Regions from separate parts of the Mus musculus genome. Here region 1 is linked to region 2. A link is a contact called in ENCODE Hi-C data. All regions are on one chromosome and are shown on one strand. Each heading gives the region's core, a stretch centred on a gene start or an enhancer-like site at or near the end of the contact. The rest is flanking DNA. Distances are from core to core; before and after follow the strand shown. Region 1 holds the start of Pmis2 (PMIS2 transmembrane protein). Region 2 holds the start of Vmn2r40 (vomeronasal 2, receptor 40).

The links. A loop is a pair of places that touch in the nucleus more often than their neighbours do.
Region 1: a map of T-helper 1 cell shows a loop between it and region 2 (31-fold over the local background). The contact joins the promoter of Pmis2 here to the promoter of Vmn2r40 in region 2. A Hi-C loop is called at or near these places in 2 of 37 maps with a recorded cell type or tissue (T-helper 1 cell and regulatory T cell).

The regions. Positions count from the first base shown.
Region 1 is chr7:30,669,068-30,673,890 of GRCm38, forward strand. Pmis2 (PMIS2 transmembrane protein) reads right to left here and starts at 2,538. Exons shown (of 2, transcript NR_027849.1): 1 at 2,433-2,538; 2 at 1,655-2,113.
Region 2 is chr7:8,927,968-8,932,906 of GRCm38, forward strand. Vmn2r40 (vomeronasal 2, receptor 40) reads right to left here and starts at 3,435. Exons shown (of 6, transcript NM_001105072.1): 1 at 3,239-3,435; 2 at 119-410. The coding sequence starts at 3,435.

The DNA of each region.
Region 1 (4,823 bases), core at 1,288-3,787, about 22 Mb after region 2:
TATATTTATATCATCTAGATAAATGTGTGTGTGTTGTGTGTGTGTGTGAGAGCGAGAGCGAGAGCGAGAGCGAGAGAGAGAGAGAGAGAGAGAGAGAGAGAGATCTTGGGCCAGGCATGGTAGGGAGTGCTTTTAACCCACTACTGGGAAGGGAGAAGAGGCAGGTAGGTCTCTGAGTTCGAGGCCAGCCTGGTCTACAGAGCAAATTCCAGAACAGACAGGGCTACTCAGAGAAACCAATTGTGGTACTATGAAGAATGAAGCAAAAGAGGGAAACTTGAGTCAGCTATGGAACCCTGGACAAGAAAACAAGACAGCTGTGATTTGACAAGTAGGTGAGCAACACTGCCACCTTTTGGTAGTTAACAGCAACTTCATCTGTGTTAGTGGGTGTGTGCCTGTGCTAGCCTGTGAGTGTTTGGAGGTAAGAGGTCATCAGTAGGTATTTGCCTCTACTGTCGGCCAACTTAGGTTTTTTTTTTTTTTTTTTTAGACAAAGCTCACAGAACCCGGAGCTTGCCAACTAAACTAGCCCAGTGAGTTCCCAGGATCTGTGCCTTCCTCCTGGGATACAGACAGGCCACAATCCCTGGCTTTTACATGGGTTTGCTGATCCAAACTTATACTTGTGCAGCCAGAGGGTTCAAGGCCTGGCTGTCTCTGCTAGGTAGTGCCACCTCTACTGATTCTCGTTTGCTATCCAGACTCTACTGAACTGGACTGCTAGTGTATCTGTGAAGTGTTTGCAAGTGGATGGAGCTGCTGCTGCCGACCTGTGAACTGAACTGCCAAACACAGAAGGGAGTTGCTCCAAAGAACCTTTTTTTTTTTTTTTTAAGATTTATTTATTTCATGTATGTGAGTACACTATTGCTGTACAGATGGTTGCGAGCCTTCATGTTGAAGGGAATTGAATTTTTAGGACCTCTGCTCACTCTGGTCAACCCCGCTCTCTCAGTCCATGCTTGCTCCGGCCCAAAGATTTCTTTATTATACTTAAGTACACTGCAGTTGATTTCAGATGCACCACAAGAGGGCGTCAGATCTCATTATGGGTGGTTGTGAGCCACCATGTGGTTGCTGGGATTTGAACTCAGGACCTTCAGAAGAGCAGTCAGTGCTCTTAACCGCTGAGCCATCTTGCTAGCCCAAGATAGGGTTTTTCTATTACACAGCCCTGGCAGTCCTGAAACTCACTATCTCTGGCTGGTCTAAAACTCATAAATCCATCCTGCCTCTGCCTCCTGAGTGCTGAGATTAAAGTCATGTGACAGCACACGTGGCCAAGGTTTCTGGTTTTTTGCTTTTTGTTTTTTTCCTGCTCTGAGACACCAAAAGCCCAGCACCTCAGCTTGAGAGGGAAGTCATGTAGAGTAAACACACATTCAGATTCCTAAACACACTCCCATCTTATTATGAATTATTATGTATACTTTACAACAAAAACAGGTTCAGGAAATCAAAGACGTGCAATTTTAAAAAATATGTGTGTGTGTTTGTAAGTGTCTCTGCTTCCCAAATTCTGGGATTATAAATGTGTGCCACAGAGCCTGGCACCATTATTGCAGTCTGACTTTCACAGGGTCTAAGCCAACATAGCTCCAGTGAAACTATTATTGATCCAGAGAAACATCTACACCCAGACACAGGCAAAGCCGGGATATTCCCTTCAATTTTATTGGGCTCAGAAATGTGATTTTTTTTTTTTTCATGAAAGAGCAGCTCAGTGGCTTATGCAGATTTAGAACTTGAGATGTGGACTTCCAAGATGCTTTTAGACAGCCGTGGAAGACAAATGAGAATGAACTGGTGGAGTGTAGTCAGGTGGCCTGCCTGGGGCCGTTTTTTGGATGTTGAGTTTTTTGGTTGGTGGGTTTCTTGGCAAGGGCATTTCTGAAGCTCTGAGTTTCTTCTTGATGGCTGGTCAAAGTCTAAGTGAGCATGTCTGTTGGGGGAGGAGCCCGTAGATGCTGATGTGTAGCTTTCATAGGACTAGGACAAGTATATAAATGATGCCTACAAAGGCTACTATGGCCAACATATTAAACCACATAGTTCGAGATGAGTTCCGGTAGGCGTCTTCCCAGTTGCTGCATTTATTGGCTTCGTTGGTCTGTAAGGGTAGGAGCATGAGTATGGGTTTCTGAGACAAGAAGCTCTTGGAAGGAGGGTTGGAGCCCTATAGCCACTGTGGGAAGAGCCCGACCCAAGACCTAGGACACAAACAGTTGCAGGTGGCAAGCAGAGGATAGGATGAGCAGTGGAGGCGGGCGGGGGGTGGGGCGGGGATACTTTTACCTGGATGCTGAAGTATATGGCTAATATCCCAAAGGGTAGGAAAAGAATCATCGCCAAGAGAGCCAGCATGACATAATTCCGAGCGTAAAATTTCAGTTCATCTGGAGTCTGTGGACGGTCTAGTGGCTTCCTACCTGGGGCTCCTTGTTCGTCTGTATCCATGATCTTTTCACTCAATGACAGATCCTGGTGTCTTGAAAATAGAGACCCAGATCCACCGAACTTCCCCGGGCCCTACCCAGAATCCTAAGAGCTGCGCAGTCAAAGGACATTCTTCACAATGGCTGTAAGGACATCTCCAGTCCTGATTGGCTACTCTCAAGAGGTGGGCGTGGTCGCGCTGTTTTTAGACAGTTGGTGCCAAGGAAGTGTGGTGCTGTGACAACTTTGTTCTTGTACCCTCACAGGGATTGATTGTGGGAAAGTCTGCCTCTTGCCTCTTTCTTCTGCCGAGTACCAAGGGATAGGAGAAGGAAGGCCTCAGAAGAGTAGGTAGATAAACCTGTGAGAAAGCTAGATTTAGCCAGGCATTGTGGCGACCATCTTTAATCACAGCACTTGAGAGACTGAGGCAGATCTCCCAATCTCTGTAAATGCAGTGCCAACTTGGTCTACACAGCCAGTTCTGGGACTACATAGTGATGCCCTGTCTCAAAATAATGCCTGCCAGGTCTCAATAGCAAAATCTTACCTGTAGAAAGAAAGATAAGTGGTAGATAGATAGATAGATAGATAGATAGATAGATAGATAGATAGATAGATAGATAGACAGATAGATAGATTGATAGATAGATAGAACCGAGTGAGCTGTGGCCACTTATAATCCCAGCATTTGAGAAAGGATTTCATATAGCCCAGGCTGGCCTGGAATTCACTTGACAGCCAAGAATGAGTTTGATCTCTTGACCCTCTCTTTTCTGCCTTCTGAAGTATAAGGATTGCAGACATACTCCCTATATATCTGGAAGAAAAATTGTATGTATGTATGTATGTATATATGTATGTATGTATGTAAGAACTGCCTTAAAGTGGAATGCCACTTAAATGTAGATATAGCTCAATGGTTTTAGTCCCCCAGAACTGTTTATAAAAATACAAATGGCATAGGAAGTCATCAGGGTGTACTCTTCAGATTGCCCCAGGTTCCTGCTGCCTCACTGCTACGCACACTCCAGTGAAGTTTGCTTGGCAGGCCGAGAAGCCTGGGAGCACTCATGAGGCAAAGAGTTTCAAGGAAACTCACCTCCTGGAACTTTGGCGTTCTCATAATCCGTATATTCATACCCTATCCCCGCGTTAGTGTGGTGTATGGATCCACGTGCTCTCTTTTACTATTGTCTTATTATAAGTGCCTTTAAAGATTGAATTCTGACATAGCTAAGCCTTCGCCAGTGTTCCAATGTCCCAGAAAGACCTTAAAGCCGACAAACTGGGAATTCAGTAGGAATCCAGTGAGGTTACCTATTCAGTAACATTCAGATTTACTTCTAGTAGAGACAGTGAAACTAATTAGGCATTACAAAGAACCTAGCCATAATAGCTCAGGGCTGGTCTGCAGAGTGTTTACTTGAGGCAGTAGCCAGTCTCACCCAAACACAATGGCCTAGCTAATCCGTGGGTTTACCATGTAAAAGTTAGGGAATCCCACTGAGACAGGGATCTTCACTACAGCCAGGTATAGCAGGCTACAATGCATATTAGAAGTAAGTTGGTGAATTCTTCTGACAAATGGAGATTCTCCACAGATACTTAAAAGTTACACTCATACAGGAATTTATCAGGGCCTAGGAAATGGGGGGGGGGGGTTGTGGTATTGCATTGTTCATGAGAAGGTCTGCTAGAGCAGAACCCCCTGGTGCTAGCTTTCACAAGGCTCAAAGAGGTAGCAATAATTGTGACTAGGGTGTGAAATCTTTACCTGTCACTAAGCTGACCCTAGGCAGGACTGCTTTATCTTTACTGTGAACATTTACCTGGTTCCTGTAAGTCCTTTTGAAGTCATTCCTTTGTTTTGTGTCAGGCAACTTCAATGTACTTTGCCTGCTGTGACTTTCTACCCCCTTTATTTTCTGTATTATATAAGACTGGTACTCACTTTGTGACAATACATTCAGATTCTACACAATCTCCTGTGTGCATCTGTCTGTCATTCGCCGACTCCTTGCCCATCTGCACCCAGAGACCCGTTCAACGCAGACAAGGGGCCCAAGAGGGTCTGCGGCACCTCACGAATATACTTCTTGCTAGTTATTCAGTCAGTTACTGAAACTATGAAGGAACTCTGCAGATGCCATTGAGATTGCCAGTCAGAGCCGGGTGGTGGTGGTGGTGCACACCTTTAATCCCAGCACTTGGGAGGCAGAGGCAGGCAGATTTCTGAGTTCCAGGCCAGTCTGGTCTACAGAGTGAGTTCCAGGACAGCCAGGGCTACATAGAGAAACCCTGTCTTTGGGGGGGGGGGGGATCACCAGTTAGTTGACCTTGTGTTGGAAAGAATATGGTTGTGAGGCTAAAATAATAAAGTG
Region 2 (4,939 bases), core at 2,185-4,684:
TGGGACTACCTAGATTGACATAAGCATAAGTCCAACCACATCCCTTAACTTTCTTAATAGCTATCAAAGTCCCCCAAAGAGACATGATGTTAAGAATTCCTGGACAATGTTAACTCACACGTGGAGATAAGAAGCTGTCCAGGTAATCCCAGAAACTTAAAGATACCTTCCAATTGGGTCCTGAAATCAGAAAGGAGCACATACTCTCTTCATTACAGAAATAATTAGGGATAGGGCTTTTTTTTCTTTTATGAAATAAATATGGTGTAGGTGTTACAGTTTTTCCATCACAATGGCCCAAAGCGTATCTTATAATCAAAGACATATTTGGTAAAAGATCAGGATTTCTGTTGATTTCATCCATTGCAAACACCAATGCCAAAGCATATTTGTGGTTTGTAGTTGTTTTTCTGTAAAAGAGTACAGTGTTTATTATGGACAGATGATTATACATGAACATTTGTACTCAATAGAACTACTATGCTATACTGGAAGTTTCTGCATCTCACATCTAAAGATTGGAACAAATGGCTTTTGTTATAAGATTGGATTGACAGGTGGACCTGGAAAATAGCAAGTACTTTAAAAGTTCATGATCGTGTTGGTCCCTTAAATAAGAGATGGTATTGACCTCATCAACAGAGATAATTTCCATTTTTGTTTTTGAGTGCTTGACCAGAAGGTAAAGAGAAAACCACAGATATTGACAAAACAGTAATTCTGATCATGTCTTCATTTTGAAATTATTGAGCAAGAAATAAATTCGTTATTAGAGCCACTGAGTTTATGATAGTTTCTTGTGAAATTAACTGAATTGGTTAAGGAAATGAAACCATAGCCAGGAGTGTTGTCACAGGCCTTTACTACCAGCATTTGGGATGCAGACGAAGGTGGGAGAAAAAAGAAAAAAGAAAAAAGAAAGAAAGAAAGAAAGAAAGAAGTAAAGAAGAAAGAAGCAAAGAAAGAAAGAAAGAAAGAAAGAAAGAAAGAAAGAAAGAAAGAAAGAAAGAAAGAAAGAAAAAGAAAGAAGAAAGAAATGAAACCATTATTTATCAATGCATAATGGTCTCTCTCTCCAGAAATATTTGCTTCCTGTACTTATAATCAATTACAATTAGTGGCCAAAATACTTGACACATCCCTTCATATCTATCCTCATGCTGTTATTTTTTCAATCTTTTATTGAAATAAAATATTCTCTAAAGATTTATTTTTAATTAAATTCAAATATCAAACATGAATTTGGAAATTGATACATGCCAATATTTAAGTTTGTATGTATTTGTGCAAGTACTATTTAGGTTATAAGATTGCAATACATCCAAATGTTTTATAAGATACTTTCCTGTAGACTATCCTCAATTCAAATGCACAATTATGCAGCAGTAGCAGGTGTTTAGTGCAGAGATTAAGGGCTTGTTCCACCACTAATGTATCATTCTTCTACTTCCTATTTACAAACAAATGTGATATATTCACTCTGGGTATTTTATTCATTATGAATTAATTTCTAGGAAACATCTTTGACAACCTTTATCATTACACTAAAACATTACTAGTATCCTACTGAGTACTAGGAAAATAAGGAAATATCTGTGATATTTGTATATGCCAGTATTATATGTTTATAATATAGAAGAGATTTTTTTGTGTAAATTTATATGATATATTCACAGTTTTTGTAAAAAAAAAGTGGACCACTAGACAATGGGAATGGGATAATACCATTGCTTTTGTTTATTTTTATGAAAAGAATAATATCTCCTGTTTTATCCTTGTCATTTCATATAATTTTATCAATGAACACTCTATGTACACCTACATATTTAATGATTAGAATGCAGTAAATACAGTCTTTCACTAAAACTTATACAACTATTGTGTTTTCATTCTATATCCTGTAAAATAGGTCATTTTAATATTATTTATTACCACCCACCCACACACACACACACACACACACACACAAACACACACACACACACACAAATCTTAATTAAAATTATACTAATATACAAAATAAATTTGAGAGTAGACGTTGTGCAATGCTCAAACTACTACCTATAACTTAAATTTAGGAAACATCAGTGTAGCCTAGTTGTCTAAAGGCTGTGTTTTAAAACAATGATCAGCAATCCACAAAAATTGGTGTTGTTACCAAGTTGGTAAAATATGCACTAATATTTACTAAAATTATTGAAATAAGTCCCACAAGATTTAGATATTTTAAAAGGGTCAGGGATTAACCAACTCATAAATGAATGGAGAAGACATTTTTCTTAAATAATGACAAAAAACTAATAGAAAGCTCCTGTATCACTGTCCTCAAACGTTACAACTATCCCACAATACAATTGTCACCCATGCCAGTGACAAGGGACATAAGCAGTCACCACTGTTATTGATAGCCTGCCTATTCAAAGAATGTAATCATATCATTGGATTCCATATGTTCCAAATATGGTTTACTCTAAAGAGAGAGTGCCCAATTGAACTTTGCAAAACATAAAAGTCAGTGACTGTACATAAATAGTGTGAAGTACGAAGCCACAGTGCTTTTGGATTTTATCTTTTAAAACACTTCAATGTTTTGACCCCAAATGAGCTAAATATTCCTTGCTCATATACATACAAAGATATCCATCCAGGCATTCATATGAAGTAGGAATTTCTGAGTGTAAGTATCTTCTCTTTCCAAAACTGATGAAGTTTTAGAAGTCAATAAGTGACAACATGCAATGACTTTGAGACATAAGTTTGTATGTATGTAAAGTTTTTGACAACTATATGTGCCATGAATATTACTGGAACCAGAATATGCTCTAGGAGCAGCACACTTATGGAAGGACTGTCAGCAGAATTTATGACCATTTATTTACATGTACTTTGGATAAAACATAATGCAATATTACAGGATCAATTTCAATAAGTCATCTCTGTCTACAGTGCAATATAAAGTGTCAAAAGGTGGGCTTTATGTTAAAGATCAATGTAGATAATCCTTTATTCCATAGCTTCCAACCTTTAAATTAGAAGAAACCTGGAGTAAAACCAAAACCTCAACTGGATTAATTAAATGGAGAATATAGGATTAAATCTGTAAAAGAATTAAGGTTGTTTCTCGGAGGTCAGACTTAGCACCAGGACAGAAGACTCAAGAATTTGCCTAATCTTCATCCTCAGAGCACTCAAGAAATATTGATGTTCTCATTTCATTTTAAAATACAAATTTACTTACAGAAAATTAAGAGTCTTGTTGAAATAATCTTTTTCAGTGGGTGTCTGAACTGCTGCCAGGATGAAAGCACAACTTAATCCCAAATATTCATCCATTATTTCATCCAAATTTATTCTCCAAAAGCACCTGGGACCAATGAAATTGGCCATGAGAAGTGTAATATTAAGGAGGAAGAAGACTCTCATGAAAATGAACATCTTTTTCCTGCCTTGTTGATTGTGAAGTGCCATGCATATCAGCACATCAGATTTCTACCAGTTTTTATTTCTTTGTGCAAAGGTGAGGTTTATTGCATATTCATGACTCATTTTATTTTTAGGTTTCTCCTGAGCCCTGGAAGAAACTTAAATACTTTCTTCCCTGGGGCTCTGCAACTGGTGTCCACAGCCCATATAATAAACACATGTACGTAAATACTTAGGAGTATGAATCATTCTCAGTCTCCATGATATCATTCATGTTTGTGAATCTGTGGAAGGAAGCCCCTGTGTTCAAATTTAGTCCTTGGAAAGTTTCAACAATTTGATTATGTGAACACAGTCAGAAATGATGTCAGTGGATTGTATCACATTATTCACAGTGAGACATCCAGTAATAGCAAAACTGGAGCTACTGAGGACTCACAGGACACTTTATTACACAGTCCAAGTCATGCAGAGGCAGACTCATGTTTACAGTCACTGAGATCCACAGATCATGTAGAGTGTGGACTATGTCACTAAGTGACAGAAATATCTAAACAAGACCTGTGCTTCCATTATCTTGAGAATATATAAACAGATCAAATCCCAAGTATAGGTAATCAAGCTCTATCTGAAATCATACATTTCTTCACATATCCACAGTTAATTTACATGGTAAAGATTTAGATTTAAAGGCTCAACAAGACCCAGAAAATATGCCATGCTTTGTTCTTTATTTCCAATAGTACATAAAGTCACTCCACTTTCCAAAAATTATTTAGTAATGAAAAAAAATCACGTTAATATTTGGGTTCCAAACCATTATCTCCCTTCCACGTTCTCAATTTTTTTCAACTTAATATCCTAGGCTGATGCATCTATTCTACATTACATATTTTTTACTACATTGTTTTTTGTCATTTTACATTGAGGTAGTGGCTTTTAAGGAATCTTATTTACAAATATCTATTAAATATCTTAGAAACAAATACTGACTGTGACGGGACACTGTGGTTCAATGTGTAAACTTTTCCTGTACATCTAAAAAAATCTATTAAATATTTAAAAAAAAATAGTGACTGTGATGGGACTTTGTGGTTCAATGTGTAAACCTTTCCTGTACATTCTCTACCCATGTATATTTGGTTGCAGTATAGAGTCAACAGTGGCAATCTGAGAGTTTACTGAATATTGTTCACTCATAAACCTGTTCCATTGGATTTGGACTGGAAACAAGAAGAGGTTATATAGGCAGTTCATCAGTATGGGGAATGATATGCTCCATTTTAAGTCAGAGTGACACAAACAAGTTTAGTGTTTTGCATTGTATATTTCTGCATTATATAAAAGTCACTGGTTTTCCTGTGTATGACTGCTTAATCCCTGATAAATTCAGAGTACAGAGACTTTTTATCTAGAGGAATGATAATGGAGCAGTCTTTCATAAGAATACAGAGGAAATTTGTTTTTCAAGTGTGCAAATGAAATTTTCAGTAGTTCAATTTTATTAAATCATTTT